2 separate regions of the Homo sapiens genome follow, and region 1 is linked to region 2. The links are chromatin loops, found by intact Hi-C in ENCODE. Cell type or tissue: heart right ventricle. All regions are shown on one strand. Each heading gives the region's core, and the rest is flanking DNA. Links, peaks and the distances in the headings are about the cores only. Region 1 overlaps RIPOR3 (RIPOR family member 3). Region 2 has its middle 17 kb from the start of PARD6B.

What was found. Hi-C counts contacts between places; a loop is a spot of excess contacts. Peaks named below come from ENCODE experiments on the same cell type or tissue, not always from the same donor. Only the 100,000 strongest peaks of a DNase experiment are listed, where the experiment ranks them.
Region 1: it touches region 2 in a loop (15-fold over the local background); 19 of 110 quality-filtered maps call a loop at or near these places.

The regions. Positions count from the first base shown.
Region 1 is chr20:50,621,868-50,630,190 of GRCh38, reverse strand. All of the region lies in intron 2 of RIPOR3 (RIPOR family member 3), which reads left to right. Among named protein-coding and RNA genes, the nearest start is that of MIR1302-5, 11 kb to the right of the region's middle. RefSeq lists enhancers at 753-1,350, 4,226-5,187. In heart right ventricle, for the core only: a CTCF peak has its summit at 3,932 (motif pointing left); a DNase peak (open chromatin) is centred at 4,000; H3K27ac peaks cover 1,698 bases.
Region 2 is chr20:50,710,179-50,718,501 of GRCh38, reverse strand. No RefSeq gene overlaps it. Among named protein-coding and RNA genes, the nearest start is that of PARD6B, 17 kb to the left of the region's middle. RefSeq lists a cis regulatory region at 7,118-7,306. In heart right ventricle, for the core only: a CTCF peak has its summit at 4,633 (motif pointing right); no DNase peak of the experiment used is centred there.

The DNA of each region.
Region 1 (8,323 bases), core at 75-8,074, 88 kb after region 2:
TTGGAGACCACCCTGGCCAACACGGTGAAGCCCTGTCTCTACTAAAAATGCAAAAATTAGTTGGATGTGGTGGCACATGCCTGTAATCCCAGCTACTTGGAAAGCTGAGGTGGGAGGATTATTTGAACCCAGGAGGTGGAGGTTGCAGTGTACCGAGATCACACCACTGCACTCCAGCCTGGGTGACAGAGCAAGATGCCATCTCAAAAAAACCCACAAAAACACCAAAAAAGAAAAACCAAAAAACCAGAGGCTCAGATAGGTGGAGCCACTGGCCCAAGGTCACACAGCAAAACTGGCCCAGGGTTGGGTCTTCCACGGGCGGGGTTGGGAAGGAATGTTCTTCCTGTCTGGAAGACTAGGCAATGGGGCCACCTCTTCTGGCTCTGTGACCTGGGGCAAGTGACCTCACCTCTTCAGCCTTGTCTTCATCTGAACAATGGGAATTGTGGGTGCACCCTGCTCACGGGGCTGTCGGGAAGGAACCACGAGGGAGGCAGGGCCAGCAGCCGGTGCAGCTGGTGCTGTGGGGGGTTACCGGATGAGGGAGCAGGCTTGGCACAGATGGGCCTGGGGGGCAGCATTGACCCTGTGGCTGAGTTCCCTGGGGGTGCTGGCCGGGCCAGGCCCTGCCTGCTGCCCCGTCCTGTGTCTCCTCCGGCTTTAGGTACTAAGTCCCTGGGAGGAAGGTTGTTTCTGCTTCTGGAGGCCACAGCCCGATGAGCTCAGGCCTGCTGCCCCCTCGCTCCAGGGCCTCATGCCAGGCACTGTGCAAGCCCCCAGGGAACCATTTACGAGCAGGCAGGCCTGGGGACTGGGGCAGTTTATCGACATCCTGAAGGGGCCAAACCTCTGTCTGTCTGAGCCAACGGGGTGGACAGGTCGGGGTCCCCAGCCAGAGCAGAGTGCAGAACTCAGTAGGTCAGTGAGTCAGTCAACAATAAAATCCCACCATGCTCTTCCCCGACTTGAAACCCTGCAAAGATTCCCAACCTACTTAGAATAAACCCAGCGCCCTCCTGGCTAGAGGCCCCTGGGACCTGGCCCCAGCAGCCTACCTCCCTCCCCTCCCGGCCTCAGGGCCTCAGCACATGTGTGTCCTCCCGCTGGAGCTCCTACCCCACTCCTCCACCTCCAGTTCCCGTTGAATCACCTGCAGGCATTGGCTTCCTGCTAGGTCCTGGGGGAGGACCCCTGAGCTCCAGACCAGGCCAGGTCCCTCCTGTGTGTGCTCCCTGAGCTCCTTCCCAGGGGCATTTGCTGCGGGGATAGGACCCCACCTCCACCCCCCTGAGGTCAGCCCTCCCAGCTCACTAACCTTTCCCTGGGGGCTCCCTTCCCATGGGTGGTGGTGCCGGGACCCCAGGGTTAAGATCCTGGAGTGTCCCAGCTGGAAGCACCTTAGGAATCCCTGTTCACGCAGCAGATATTCACGGAGCACCTACTCTGGCCCTGTCCTGGGCTCTGGGGACAGACCCAGGCCCTGCTGTCCTGGGAGCTGATGGCAGCAAACAATAAGCCAGTGATAATTGAGACAGATCCAGCTGGTGGCAGTGCTGTGAGGGAACTGAACTGGGGGTGGGGGAGGGCACCCATGGTCTCCTGGGAGAGCCTGACGAGACAGGGGCATGGGGAGTGGAGGCAGGAAGGGACAGAAGAAGTGGATCTGCGCGTGTGCAGATGGGGGTGGGCCGGGAAGCCTTCGGCGGCGGGAGGCAGCTGCGAGTGCAGATGTCCTGGGTGGGAATGAGCTTTAAGGGACAGAAAGCAGGTGTGCGGCTGGCATGCGTGACAGCAGTCAGGGAGGGAGGAGGACCCTGCGGAGCCTCATGGGCTGCAGTGAGGCCTTGAGACACATTCTCAGTGGAGGGGAGCCTGGGAAGGGTTTAAGTTGATGCCCCAAGACGAGAAGAATTTGACCCAGGCTCCAGAGCAGTTAGTGCTCAGTGCCCCAACTCCAAGCCTCAGAGAACAGAAAGAGTGGGTGCTGCCTGAGAAAGGCACACAGCAGGCACTCCATAAGTGCTGCAAAGAGGGGGTTAAGTATAAACCGGCCAGGAAATGATGCTGTTTCTCAACTTAACCATTTCTGAGCTGCCTCTTCCTGGGCTTTATCAGAGTCCCCCACTTTCTTGCAGGGGTCTGTAATCAAGGCTGGGAAGGTCAGCTGTGCGGGTTACCTGGCCAGGGGGCCATCCGGCCCAGGTGACCCTCTCCCAGCTGTGTGCCCTGGAGTGGGGCTGGTCCACTGAAGCACTGTAGGGACCCTTGTGTGGTCTGGAAGGAGGGGTAGGGTCTGCAGACCCTGTACCCAAGGGCGGCTTCATGAGCGTGTAGCCTGTGCTCTGTACTTTGATTGAACGCTCTGCTGTTGTGCTCTAGAAATTTTTGTGGGTGTCATTCTGTCGCCCAGGTTGTAGTGCAGTGGTGCGATCTCGATTCACTGCAGCATTGACCTCCTTGGTTCAAATGATCCTCCCACCCCAGCCTCCCAAAATTTTTTTTTTTTTGAGACAGTTTCTCTCTCTCGCCCGGGCTGGAGTGCAATGGCGCGATCTTGGCTCACTGCAACCTCCGCCTCCCAGGTTCAAGTGATTCTCCTGCCTCAGCCTCCTGAGTAGCTGGGATTACAGGAGCGTGCCACCACGCCCGGCTAATTTTTGTATTTTTTTTTTTCTTTTGAGACAGAGTCTCGCTCTGTTGCCCAGGCTGGAGTGCAGTGGCATATTCTCGGCTCACTGCAACCTCCGCCTCCTGAGTTCAAGCAATTCTCCTGTCTCAGCCTCCTGAGTAGCTGGGATTACAGGTGTGCCTCACCATGCCAGTTAATTTTTTTTTTTTTTTGTATTTTTAGTAGAGACAGGGTTTCACCATATTGGTCAGGCTGGTCTCGAACTCCTGACCTCAGGTGATCCACCTGCCTCGGCCTCCCAGAATGCTGGGATTACAGGTGTGAGCCACTGTGCCTGGCACCAAATAGAAATTCTTAATACAATTTTTTTGTGTGTGTTTTGAGACAGAGTCTTGCTCTGTCACCCAGGTGTGCAGTGGTGCAATTTAGGCTCACTGCAAGCTCCACCTTCCAGGTTCAAGCAATTCTTCTGCCTCAGCCTCCTGAGTAGCTGGGACTACAGGCATGGGCCACCACACTGGCTATTTTTTTTTTTTTTTTTCTTGAGACGGACTTTTGCTCTTGTTGCCCAGGCTGGAGTGCAATGGCACAATCTCAGCTCACCATAACCTCCACTTGCCGGGTTCAAGTGATTCTCCTGCCTCAGCCTCCCGAGTAGCTGGGATCACAGGCATGTGCCACCATGCCCAGCTAATTTTTAGTAGAGACAGGGTTTCACCATGTTGGCCAGGCTGGTCTGGAACTCCTGACTTCAGGTGATCCACCCACCTCGGCCTCCCAAACTGCTGGGATTACAGACGTGAGCCACCGCGCCTGGCCCAAAATTCTTGATAAATTTTGAATAAAGAGCCTTGCATTTTTATTTCGCACTAGACCCCACAAATTTCACAACTGGCCCTGCCTGCAGCTCTCCTCCTGCCAGGCCTGTGGGGGCCTCTGAATGTCCTGCATCCATGGGACATGTCCCCTCAGGCCCTAGAGGGGAGCTCTGCCCAGAGAGTGCCCCCACGGTAGGCCTCTGCCTCTCGTTGGCCCCTTCCTGGATTCCTGGGATCAGCTCTTTGGGAGGAAGGAGGACAGAGGTGATCCATCCCCTTGACACCAGGGCTCGCTGGCCGTCAGCAAGGGTCCCACAGTGTCCAAGTCCTAGTCTAGGAAAGACAGCCCTGATGGCTCTAATATCTCAGACCCCTCCTGTCCCCCATCTGATTGTCAAGGATGCCAGAGGATGCTGGGCCTGGGCTGGTTCGGAGGTCCCTGGGCAGCCCCCACCTGGCCTTGGCCTCTGCCGCCCCCTTGTGTGAGGGCAAGGAAGAAGCTGCCCACACCGACGGGGAAGCGGTGCATCTATTTTTAACTTCCTGTCTCCGTCGAGCTCCCTGGGGTCTGAACCCTTGGAGCCAGGGCTGGAGCCTGATTGGGTTTCAGGCCCCACCTTCTGGCCTTGTTCCCTGGTAACCCGAGCAGGCCGAAGCGCAGCCGCACTGTCAAGGCAAACAACCTGGCAGGAGGGCAGGGCTCTGCATGGAGAGGGTGGGCTGATGCCCCTTCTCTTCCCATCACCACCTTGACCCCTACTCTGGCACCTTGAAACCCCTTTCACTATAGACAGGGATTTTTACTCCACAGTCAGATGGCTCACTTGGGGAAGTAACCTGGTGGGGAAATTTTATACTAAGGTGTGAATGATTGACATAATAAGGCCATTTCCCAAGAGCTGGACCTGGGGGGTGGGAGGATAGAGAGATGAGAGGATAAACAGTGAGGATGAAGGAGGAGAGGGCCAGGCCCCGATACTGTCCTACTCTGCCCCAGTTGACAGGCATGGTTGCCCTTCCCCCTTTCCTGCCCCTCCTCAGCCAGGTCTCCCTCCCCCAGGCAGTCAGGCAGGTACTCCCCGAGCCAGGAGCCACTGGGACATCCTCCTCAGCTTGGGAATTCCTCTGTTGGGATGGCTAAGAAGTGTGGGTGTGAAAACGAAATAGCAGCCATTAAGTTTCAAGGAGAGGAGGCTGGAGAAAGAGGCGGCTCATATCCAGCCCTGCCTGTGAAGCTGTCAAGCACACAGACTCTGGAGCCAGAGGCGAGTGATGCAAGTTCAGTTTCCTGGACGGTACCAGGGGGCCTGACCTCAAAGACTGTGTCAGGAGAAATGAGTCCATACATGTAAAGCACCAAGAGCAGGCCAGGCGGGCGTGGTGGCTCACGCCTGCAATCCCAGCACTTTGGGAGGCCAAGGCAGGCGGATCACTTGAGCTCAGGAATTCAAGACCAGCCTGGGCAACATGGTGAAACCCTGTCTCCACCAAAACTACAAAAAATTAGCCGAGTGTAATTGTGCACTCCTGTGGTCCCAGCTACTCAGGAGGCTGAGGTGGGAGGATCACTTGAGCCCAGGAGGCGGAGGCTACAGTGAGCTGAGATCACGCTACTGCATTCCAGCCTGGGAGACAGAGCAAGACCTTGTCTCAATTAAAAAAAAAAAAAACAAAAGCACTGAGAGCAGAATTTGAGCTTGGCAAGTGCCGAGTGCATGCCTGTCATCATCACCCAGTGGCCAGCACCGCCAGGCACCTGGGTAAATGGTTGGCTCACGTCCTTGTTGCATGGAGTCTTCACCTGAAGCCTGTGCAGTCAGTCCTATAATTGTCCCGCCTGGAGGCTGGGGGCAGGTGCAGGACTTGAGCCCGGCCCTGTCTGCCTCCAGAGCCTGCACTTGCAACAGCCGAGTACCAAGGCCTCTGCCAACCACACCAGGCAGAAGGACTGCTGTAGCAACCTCACGTGAGGGCTGGGGCCGGCAGGTTGCACGTGCCCGTCTGGAAGCTTGTCTGGCATGCCAGGGGCTGTTTAATATTTACTGAGTCCTCCCAGACCTGGTGAAACATCCGGCCCCAGAGGCTCTTCCTGCCCCGGCTTCTGTGACACCTGGGCCAGACATGCTGCCTGATTTGGCCATCTGGAGGCTGCATGTGCATCACCTTCCCCGGGTGGGCGGGCTCTCAGAGTGGCCACTGAGCCTGTCCTGTTAAACCTCACACAAGGAGCACTAGGCTCAGAGCTTTCCCGGGAGCAGGTGCATCCAGGTGTGGCTGCAGCAGCGAGGGTATAAGGTCCCCAGGTGGATGGAAGCGGGGCTGGGCCAACGGTGCACACCTGTTGGGGGCTGGAGGCAGGAGCTGGGAGTGAGCGAGCTCCTGCCCCACTGCCTGCTGCCCACCTGCCGGGGTCCCTAACCTCTCAGAAACCTGCCTTTTCCCGAGTCTGCAGCCCTGACCGTCTCTGCCAGCCTCAAGATGGCAAACTTGCGGAGGGCCCGGTTCAAGAGGTGGGTGATGGGGCCTCAGGGAGGGCAAGGGGAAGAGGGAGCACAGCCCCTGTGGGCTTTGGAAAGCATCACTTAACATTAAATATATACAAATGGCTGGGTGCAGTGGCTCATGCCTGCAATCCCAGTACTTTGGGAGGCCAAGGCGGGCAGATCACCTGAGGTCAGGAGTTCAAGACCAGCCTGGCCAACAAGGTGAAGCCCTGTCTCTACTAAAAAAAACAAAAATTACTGGACGTGGTAGCAGATGCCTGTAATCCCAGCTACTGGGTAGGCTGAGGCAGGAGAATCGCTTGAACCTGGGAGGCGGAGGTTGCAGTGAGCAGAGATCGTGCCACTGCACTCCAGCCTGTCGACAGAGCGAAATTTCATCTCAAAATAATAATAAGAATAATACCTGTCTCCTAGGGTGGTTGTGAAAGTCGAGATATTTCTATAAAGCCCTTAGCGAGCTCCTGGCGGCAGCAGGTGCCCCCAGTTACTTAGGCTCACGTGTTCTCACCAGGCTCCTGAGGCCCTTGGGCTTGTGGTGTCAGCTGTTCAGCAGCCCACTAGCCCTGGCCTGAGCTTAGTTTCTCTGCTCTACAGAGACATTACTTGTCATTGTAAAGGTGTTGGAAGCTGGACTTTCTCTGGGAGCTGCCCTTCTCCTCCTCTCACACATCCTGGGTCCCCAAAACTAGAGAGGCCCCAGGTCCAGGCCCCTCTGCAGACTCCCACTTCTGCCTGGGTCAAACCTTGCTCCTTGCATCCACTCCCAGAGCATACCAGGTCCCATTCTCCACCTTTGCTCCCTCTGTCTCCAGCTGGGAACACCCAGGGGTGCACTCGCTATCCCGCTCTGCCTGCAGGGGCCAGGTTCTCTGTTCTCTAATCCCCTTGGGATACTGTATTTTCCCCCGTTCAGCTGAGCTTAATATTTACCAAACTCCTAATATTTTCTTTTTTTTCTTTTTTTTTTTTTTTTTTTAAGGCAGAGTTTTGCTCTTGCTGCCCAGGCTGGAGTGAAGTGGCATGATCTCGGCTCACTGCAACCTCTGCCTCCCGGTTCAAGTGATTCTCCTGCCTCAGCCTCCCGAGTAGCTGGGATTACAGGTGTCCACCACCACGCCTGGCTAATTTTTTGTTTAGTAGAGACGGGGTTTCACCAGGTTGGTCAGGCTGGTCTTGAACTCCTGACCTCAGTTGATCCACCCACCTTGGCCTCCCGAAGTGCTGGGATTATAGGTGTGAGCCACAGTGCCTGGCCTGCACCTAATGTTTTCTAAGCTGTGAGCCAGGGGAAAGATACAGATAGGATGTGATGATTCTAACAACAGCTTGCATGTAAAAGGTCTCCTTTGTGCCACATTTTGGGCCTGGCATCTAATAGAATTCTCAGCACCATCCTCTGATGTATTACGTGGTCCCATTTTACCAGTGAAAAGACAGAGCCTTGGGTAGTGTGTTGTTAATGTAGAGGTGAAGTTGCTTTGATAAAAGGACCCCCAAAATGCAGGTGCTTACTTGAGATTGGTTATTCCTCTCTCTCTCTCTCTGCAGTCCAGAGCCAAGGGGTGGATGAGGGCATGTGTGTGTGTTGGGAGGTCTGCTTCACGAGGCTATTCAGGGCCTGTTCCTTCTCTCTTGTTGTTCAGCCAGCTTTTAGGGGTGGGTTGAAGCTGCTTCCAGCATACCGTTATTCCCGCCCCTGGGAAGAGGAGGAGTTGGAAGAGAAGGGCCAGTAGTCCCCTATAATAACTGATGCTGAGCCAGGCACGGTGGCTCACACCTGTAATCCTAGTACTTTGGGAGGCTGAGGCAGGTGGATCATTTGAGGTCAGGAGTTCGAGACCAGCCTGGACAACATGGTGAAACCCTGTCTCTACTAAAAATACAAAAATTATCCAGGTATGGTGGTGCATGCCTGTAATCTCAGCTACTTGGGAGGCTGAGGCAGGAGAATCGCTTGAACCCAGGAGGTGGAGGTTGCAGTGAGCCGAGATTGCACCATTGCACTCCAGGCTGGGTGACAGTGAGACTCCATCTCAAAAAAAAAAAAAAAAAGAGAACTGATGCCAAAGTTAGATCTAAGAGTCATTTCCACCATGTCTCTTTTGTGAGAATGTTGTCATTAAGTGATGCCTGGTGCCAGGGCGCCTGGCTGATGGCTTTAGAGGGCTAAGAGCAGAATTCAACACATCTGTTGGTGAGCAAAGGCTGCATCAGCCAGCCTCATGGATAAGTTATGGGATCCTGAGAAGAGGCTTAGATGCCAGGGAAACCAGCTCTGTGCTGTGATGAGGGTGCCCTGGCCTCGTACTCCTATAATCAGTCTTGAGATGCTGCTACATCTCTAAATGTTGAGGGACCCAGCCATCACC
Region 2 (8,323 bases), core at 139-8,138:
TTTCCAAAATGAAAATAAACCAATAAACAACATGACTTGTTAACGGAGATCCAGTGACTTCGCCTTTTTAAGTTCAACACGAAGGCGGGGAGAACGAAATCATTTATAGAACTCTTATCTCCCCCAGGAGATATTTAAGAAGTGAACATATTTTCTGAAATTTAAAGGAATGCCAAGTTTATGTAAAATTATACCAATGATGACAGAAGCTTGAGAACAACAACAAAGCCAGCCAGAGTTGATGCCCACGCTTTCAGGCTGAGAAACACAGAAGAGGACAGAAGAGGGCAGCATGAACGTCATGCAAGTGGGGTGATGGGGAGCAAGGCAGGGAGTCTCTCTGAGCTGGGAGAGCTTGGACAGGGGACCTCACCTTTCTGGCTCTCTAAAATTAGATGCAGGGCCAGGCACAGTGGCTCACACCTGGAATCCCAGCACTCTGGGAGGTCAAGGTGGAAGGATCACTTGAGCCCAGGCGTTTGAGACTAGCCTAGGCCACATAGTGAGACCTCATCTCTGCAAAATTAGCCAGGTGTGGTAACACACACTTGTATTCCAAGCTCTTCGGGAAGCTTAGGTGGGAGGATCACTTGAGCTTGGGAGGTCGAGGCTGCAGTGAGCTGTGATCATGTCACTGCACTCCAGCGTGGGTGACAAGAGGGAGAGCCTGTCTCAAAAATAAATAAATAAAAAGTAAAATAAAATGAGACACTGAGAGTAGCTACTCCAAAGAGTTGTACTAAGAATTCTACCAAACTGGGTGTGGCGGCTCACACCTGGAATCCCAGCACTTTGGGAAGCTGAGGAGAGGATTGCTTGAGTTCAGGAGTTTGAGACCAGCCTGGGCAACATGGTGAAATCCCATCCCTACAAAAGATACAAAAATTAGCCAGGCGTGGTGTTGCATGACTGTAGTCCCAGCTAACTGGGAGGCTGAGGAAGGAGGATCACTTAAACCCAGGAGGTTGAGGCCACAGTGAGCTATGTTTGTGCCACTGCACTCCAGCCTGGACAACACAGTGAGACCCTGTCTCAAACAAACAAACAAAAAACACACACAGGAAAAAAAGAAAAAATGGAATTCCACTAGCGCTGGGCATGCTGGCTCATGTGTGTAATCCCAGCACTTTGAGGGGCTGGTGTGGGAGGATTGCTTGAGCCCAGAATTTTGAGGCTGCAGTGAGCTATGATTGTGCCACTGTAGTCCAGCCTGGGTGACAGAGCAAGACCCTGTTTCTTTCTTTCTCTTCCTTTCTTTCTTTCTTTTCTTTTCTTTCTCTTCTTTCCTTTCTTTCCTTTTTCTTTCTTTCTTTTTTTTTTTTTTTTTGAGACAGAATTTTGCTCTTGTCGCCCAGGCTGGAGTGTAATGGCACAATCTCTGCTCACTGCAACCTCTGCCTCCTGGGTTCAAGTGATTCTTCTGCCTCAGCCTCCCTAGTAGCTGGGATTACAGGTGCCTGCTACCACTCCCAGCTAATTTTTATATTTTTAGTAGAGATGGGGTTTCACCATGTTGGCCAGACTAGTCTCAAACTCCTGACCTCAAGTGATCCACCCACCTCAGCCTCCCAAAGTGCTGGGATTACAGGCATGAGCCACCACGCCCAGCCAACCCTGTTTCTTAAAAAAAAAAAAAAAGAAAAAAGAAAAGCATCCCAACAGCTAATAAAGATCTTAACACTGTTTCTGGCACATGGCACATGCTGAATAAATGGTATCTGTCACTGGTCCAGACTTCTCTGGGTTTCTATTTTGGCTTGTGATTAGAGACAGCCCCAAGCTTGTGTTCATCAAAGGCTCACTGTGTCAGGCCCAAGCTAAGGGTTCTACACACATTTTGCTATTTAATCCTCACCTTAATCCAGGTACTATTATTATTATGATCCCATTTGCAGATGTGAAATTGACACTTTAGAGGGGAGAATAAATAGGTTTGCCTAAAAGATTTATGCCAAGAAGAATGGGAGTAGCCTGGGATGAGGACTGAGGGCTACTCTGACATTGCTTTCTACTGCACAACTTTGCAGGAAAAAAAAATGCAATTTTCATATTCCAGGTGCCTTTTTTTTTTTTTTTTTTTGAGATGGAGTCTCACTCTGTCACCCAGGCTGGAGTGCAGTGGCACCATCTCGGCTCACTGCAATCTCCTCCTCCTGGGTTCAAGCGATTCTCCTGCCTCAACCTCCTAAGTAGCTGGGATTACAGGTGCGCACCACCATGCCCGGCTAATTTTTGTATTTTTACTAGAGACGGGGTTTCGCCATGTTGACCAGGCTGGTCTCAAACTCCTGACCTCAGGTGATCCGCCTGCCTCAGCCTCCTAAAGTGCTGGGATTACAGGCGTGAGCCACCGCACCTGGCCCCAGGTGCCTTTAAGTTTAAAGGGACCTACTTGTTTCTGGAAAGTGCCAGTGGGAATTTCCAAAACGGAGCAAGGTGTGCCTGGAACTTTTCTTGAGTGGGGCATCTTTGCTCCTGTTTAGAGGCAGAAACTTTAGGTGGAAGGTGTTTCCTGCACAGTTGAAGCACTTCAAGGTAGTTGAGGAACTTGTACCCTAGGGCTAAATCCTGCTCACTCTTCAGTTTCATCATCCCAGGGTAAGTGTGTTCAAAAGCCTCCACTTCAAACAGTAGTCCTTGACTGGATGTGGTGACTCACACCTGTAATCCCAATACTTTGGGAGGCTGAGGCAAGAGTGCAAGACCAGCCTGGGCAACCCCCTGTCTCTACAAAAAATTAAAAAATTAGCCAGGTGTGGTGGCATTCGACTGTCGTCCCAGCTACTCAGGAGGCTGAGATGGGAGGATTGCTTGAGCCAGGGAGGTTGAGGCTGCAATGAGCCATGACCGCACCACTGTACTCCAGTGAGACCCTGTCTCAAAACAAAACCCAAAAACCAGCAGTCCTTAAAATAGGATGTTTGTGCATATGGGCTGTGTTTTTCCTGTTACTTGGTGAAAATGGTAAGGAGAATGTTTATCTTAGTCTACTAACCTAGTCTGAGTTTTAAAATCACGAGCAGTAAATATTGCTTGTTATTTATATGTGGCTCTTTTTGGTATTTTTTTTTCTTTGTTGATCAGTTCTATGACTTGGGGGAGAAAGGTCTCCCACCTCCATCTTTAAAATCAGAAGGGTGCAGGTTTAGTGATGTGCATATCAAGTCTGGTGATGAACTTGACATCCTAAGCTCTCACCCTTTGAATGGCTCTAAATGAGAAACCTGGATTCTGGGCATTTTTCTTCATGTGGCTGATTCTCTCACACTCATACGTCATTCCTTCAGTGATGTATTCATTCATACACCAAACATGGAGGACCTGCCACACCTTATTTTTTCTTTAAATTCTTCTTTATTTAAACTTAAATAGAGATGGGGTTTTGCTATATTGTCCAGGCTGGTCTCGAACTCCTGGGCTCAAGCGATCTGCCCTCTTGGCCTCCCAAAGTGCTGGGATCCCAGGCGTGAGCCACCGCGCCTGGCTACCTTCCTCAGTTTAGACAACTCTTCTCTCTCCGGCAGCCCCGTGCCTCTCAGAGTGCTAAAGTACTGGTTTTTTAAATTGTCCAACTGTTGCAGGTGGATACTGCTGTAAAATATAATAAAAATAAATTACCAGAAAAATAAGATTTTAAAACCTCAAAGACATACAAAATACACACTTTAATTTTTTAGTTTAAGATTCGACAGAGGCTGGGCACGGTGGCTGATGCCTATAATCCCAGCACTTTGGGAGGCTGAGGCGGGTGGATCACTTGAGGTCAGGAGTTGGAGACCAGCCTGGCCAAGGTCTGGTGAAACCTCGTCTCTACTAAAGATACAAGAATTAGCCAGGCGTGGTGGCATGTGCCTGTAGTACCAGCTACTAGGGAGGCTGAGGCAAGAGAATTGCTTGAACCCAGGAGATGGAGGTTGCAGTGAGCTGAGGTCGGGACACTGCGCTCCAGCCTGAGCAACAGAGCGAGACTCTGTCTCAAAAACCAACCAACCAACCAACAAAAAAGAATCAACAGTAGCCGGGCGCGGTGGCTCACACCTATAATCCCAGTACTTTGGGAGGCCAAGGCGGGCTGATCACGCGGTCAGGAGATCGAGACCATCCTGGCTAACACGGTGAAACCCCGTCTTTACTAAAAATACAAAAAAAATTAGCCAGGCATGGTGGCGGGCACCTGTAGTCCCAGCTACTCAGGAGGCTGAGGCAGGAGAATGGTGTGAACCCGGGAGGCAGAGCTTGCAGTGAGCCGAGATCGCACCATTGCACTCCAGCCTGGGTGACTGAGCGAGACTCTATCTCAAAACAAAAAAACAAAAAAAAACAAACCTCTGTCCTTGAGATTGTATCTTCAAGTCCCTTGTCAAATCATCCTACAGCTACAGCTAGGTAGAGGGAGTGAAGCACAAGCTTTGAAGGCAGCCGCCTTGAGTTCCGATCTCAGCTCCGCTCTGGCTGTGATTGGGGCAGCTGCCTCAGTTTGCCCAGGTTGGACACAGTAACCTCACCAAGCAACTGCAAGGATAAAATGAGAACAATGTGTGTGAAAGGCTCCTGGGAGGTGTTTGTTTCCTTCTAGGTCCTTCTCGCCATGGAGTCGAGGACGGGGATTTGTGGTTGAGGTTTCCAACAGAGGGCACTGTCTGAGCTGCAAGTGGGGAATCAGAGACAGAGAAAGGAGCGTTAGTAAGAAACTCCAAAGGAGCTGGTGTATTCCTAGAATTTTGATTTAATTGAGGTCAGAGTCATTTTACTCATCACTGCTGCACAGTCTTTAGGGTGATATGGAAAGATAATGTTTCTGTGGGTTTGGAGGCTATTTAAGGACAAGAAGTGGCCATGTACCAAAATTCCATGGACACTCCCTACACTTTAATCCCTCTCTGAACTCTTTGTGTCCTAAGTATTATCATTTGTCTTCCACTGCTCTATCTCCCATGTAATCCATCTCTGATAACAGCACCACTATCTCTCCAGTCATCCAGGACTCTAACTTTATTTTGAACCCTCTTTCTCCGTCACTGTCCATATTCAAGTGGCTGCCTGATTCTAAACCTCTAACACAGGCAGGCGCAGTGGCTCATGCCTGTAATCCTGGCACTTTGAGAGGCTGAGGCAGGCGGATAGTTTGAGACCAGCCTGGGCAACATGGCGAAACCCTGTCTCTACAAAAAATACAAAAATTAACCAGCATGGTGGTGGATGCCTGCAGTCCCAGCTACTTGGGAGGCTGAGGCAGGAGGATCTCTTGAGCCCAGGGGGTGGAGGCTGCAATGAGCTATGATCATGCCACTGCACTCTAGCCTGGGCGATAGAGTGAGACCATGTCTCAAAACAACAAAACAAAGCAAAACAAAAAAACAACCTCTAACATGCTGGTCTTCCCCTGTTAGCATGTAACAGCATCCCCAGGTCAGACACTCATCACCTCCTGCCAGAACTAAAAGCCACATCCAGAGGAGTTACAGGAGGCCTCTGCTGAGGGCTACAGGGGCAGCAACCTGCCCTGCCCCCTCCCTTCCCCCTCCCTTAGCATAGTACTCAGTTCTTTCCAAGGTCTCCAGGCTCTGGCCCCAACCCCCCACCTTTGGTTTCCACAGCATTTCCCAAGAGGTGAAATGCTGTGCTTAGGGTCCCACAGTAAATGACAGAGGGCAGGTCTTTTGGACGTAAATCCAGTTCTCTTTCCGCTCTCCTCCACTCTCAGCACACCAAAGGAGGTCCAGAGATTGGTGACTAAATTGATCACGTTCAGATCCCCCATCTGTGGAGTGAAGTTTTGTTTTTTTTTTAGAGACCGGGTCTCACTAGTTGCCCTGGCTGGAGTGCAATGGCATGATCATGGCTTACTGCAACCTCAACTTCCCAGGCTTAAACGATCCTCCCACCTCAACTTGCAAGGTAGTTTGGACTATAGGCACATGCCACCATGCCTGGCTAATTTTTAAATTTTTTTTGTAGAGATACTATCTTGCTATGTTGCCCATGCTGGTCTTCAACTCTTGGATTCAAACGATCCTCCCACATCAGCCTCCCAAAGTGCTGGGATTACAAGCGTGAGCCATAGTGCCCAGCCAAGGAGTGAAGCTGTGATTGGCCCCCACTTCTGAATGCTGAGGACCTCCTTGTCCAAGCACCTCTTCTCTTCTTTGACTTCTTTTCCAGGTGATCTCATCCAGGTCATGGCTTTCAATACCACCTGTGTGCTGGTGGCCTTCACACTGATATTTCTGTCCCCAGCCTCTCCCCTGAACTCCATTCGTGCATATATAGTTGCCTACTCGGCCCTTCCATTATTTCTGTCTAGTAGGCATCTCACACTTAACATGGTCCACACTGAACTCCCCACCTCCCTCTTCATCAAGAAGCAGATCACAGCTCCATCTTTGCAGTTGTATCTTGCAGATGACTACCATTAGAATTATCCCCAGGCTGGGTGTGGTGGCTCACACCCCATAATCCCAACACTTTGGAAGGAGGATCACTTGAGCTCAAGAGTTCGAGACCAGCCTGGGTAGCATATGGAGGCCCTGTCTCAAAATCAATCAATCAATCAATCAGGCCTGGTGTGGCGGCTCATGCCTGTAATCCTAGCACTTTGGGAGGCCGAGGCAGGCAGATCACTTGAGGTCAGGAGTTTGAAACCGGCCTGGCCAACATGGTGAAACCCCGTCTCTACTGAAAATATAAAAAATTAGCCGGGCATGGTGGCAGGTGCCTGTAATCCCAGCTACCCAGGCAGGATAATCGCTTGAACCCGGGAGGCAGAGGTTGCAGTGAGCCGAGGTCATGCCATTGCACTCCAGCCTGGGCAATAAGAGCGAAACTCCGTCTCAAAAATAAATAAATAAATAAAATAAAATAAATAAAAATAAGTAAATAAATAAATCATAAAAATAATAAAGGAATTATCCCTGACTCCTTCACTTCTCTCAACCCTCAACATCCAGTCCTGTTGGCTTGACCTCCAAAATATACCGAGAATCCAACTATTTCTCACCACGTCCACATCTTCTACCCTGTTCCAAGCCACCACCATCTCACGCTTGGACTATTATAGTAGACTCTTCTCTGGTCTCTCCACATCTACCCTCCCCTCTCCAGTTGATTCTGCACAAGCCAGAAAGGATTCTGGTAAAACCTGTCTGATGGTGTCCCTCATCCGGTCAAAGCTTTTTGAAAGCTTCTTATCGCATTCAGAGTCAATGCTAAATTTACAATAGCCTTCCATCTCCTGTGATCTTTCCTCCTTTATGCAATCTAGCTCCCACACCCTTTCCCTCCTTCAGGTCCTTCGAAGTTGCCTCTGCCACTCCCTCAAGCCCCCAGCTCTCTGCTTCAGGACAGATTCTGGACATATTTACTTGCTTTGTCTGTCTTCCCCGCTAGAACCTAAGTTCCCCGAAGCCCTCTGTGAAAGACATACACTTAGTTTTTTTCCTGCTTTATTTCCAGTATCTAAAATAGTTTTGGTTGGGCTCAGTGGCTCACTCCTATAATCCCAGCACTTTGGGACCCCGAGGTGGGAGCATTGCTTGAGCCCAGGATTTCAAGACCAGCCTAAACAACTTAGAGGGACTCAGTCTCTGCAAAAAAATACAAAAATTAGCCACGCATGGTGGCATGCATCTGTAGTCCCAGCTACCCCGGAAGCTGAGGCAGGAGGATTGCTTAAGCCCAGGAGGTTGAGACAGCAGTGAGCCAAGGTTGTGTCACTGCTCTCCAGCCTGGGTGACACGACGAGCCCCTGTTTCAAAACAAAAACAAAATAGTTCTGGCATGTAGTCTGCACTTATGAGTGAATGGGGTGATCAGTCAAAATCTATATGGTTCTAAGAGGCCGAGACTACCTTGGCCCAGACCCAAGGCAGCACGACACAACTTTACCTTTATCTGGCAAAGAGGGAACCAACAAATGGCACTGGTGGTGTCAGCCACAAAAATAACACAGATTCCATGTTAAGGTTTGGTCAGGATGCAGAGTAGCCTGGGCGCCGTGGTTCATGGCTCTAATCCTAGCACTTTGGGAGGCTGAGACGAGAGGATCGCTTAAGCCCAGGAGGTCCAGGCTGCAGAAAGCCATATTCGAGCCACTTCATCCAGCCTGGGCAACAGAACAAGACCCTGTCTCAAAAAAACAAAAACAAAAACAAAACAACGACAACAAGAAACACAACAATCTCTCCTGGACATTTGGATTCACTGGGCCTGGGATGGGGCCCTTAAATCAGCCTTTTTATCTATTATTTTTTAAATTTATTTATTTATTTATTTATTTATCTATTTTTGAGACACAGTCTCACTCTGTCGCCCAGGCTGGAGGGCA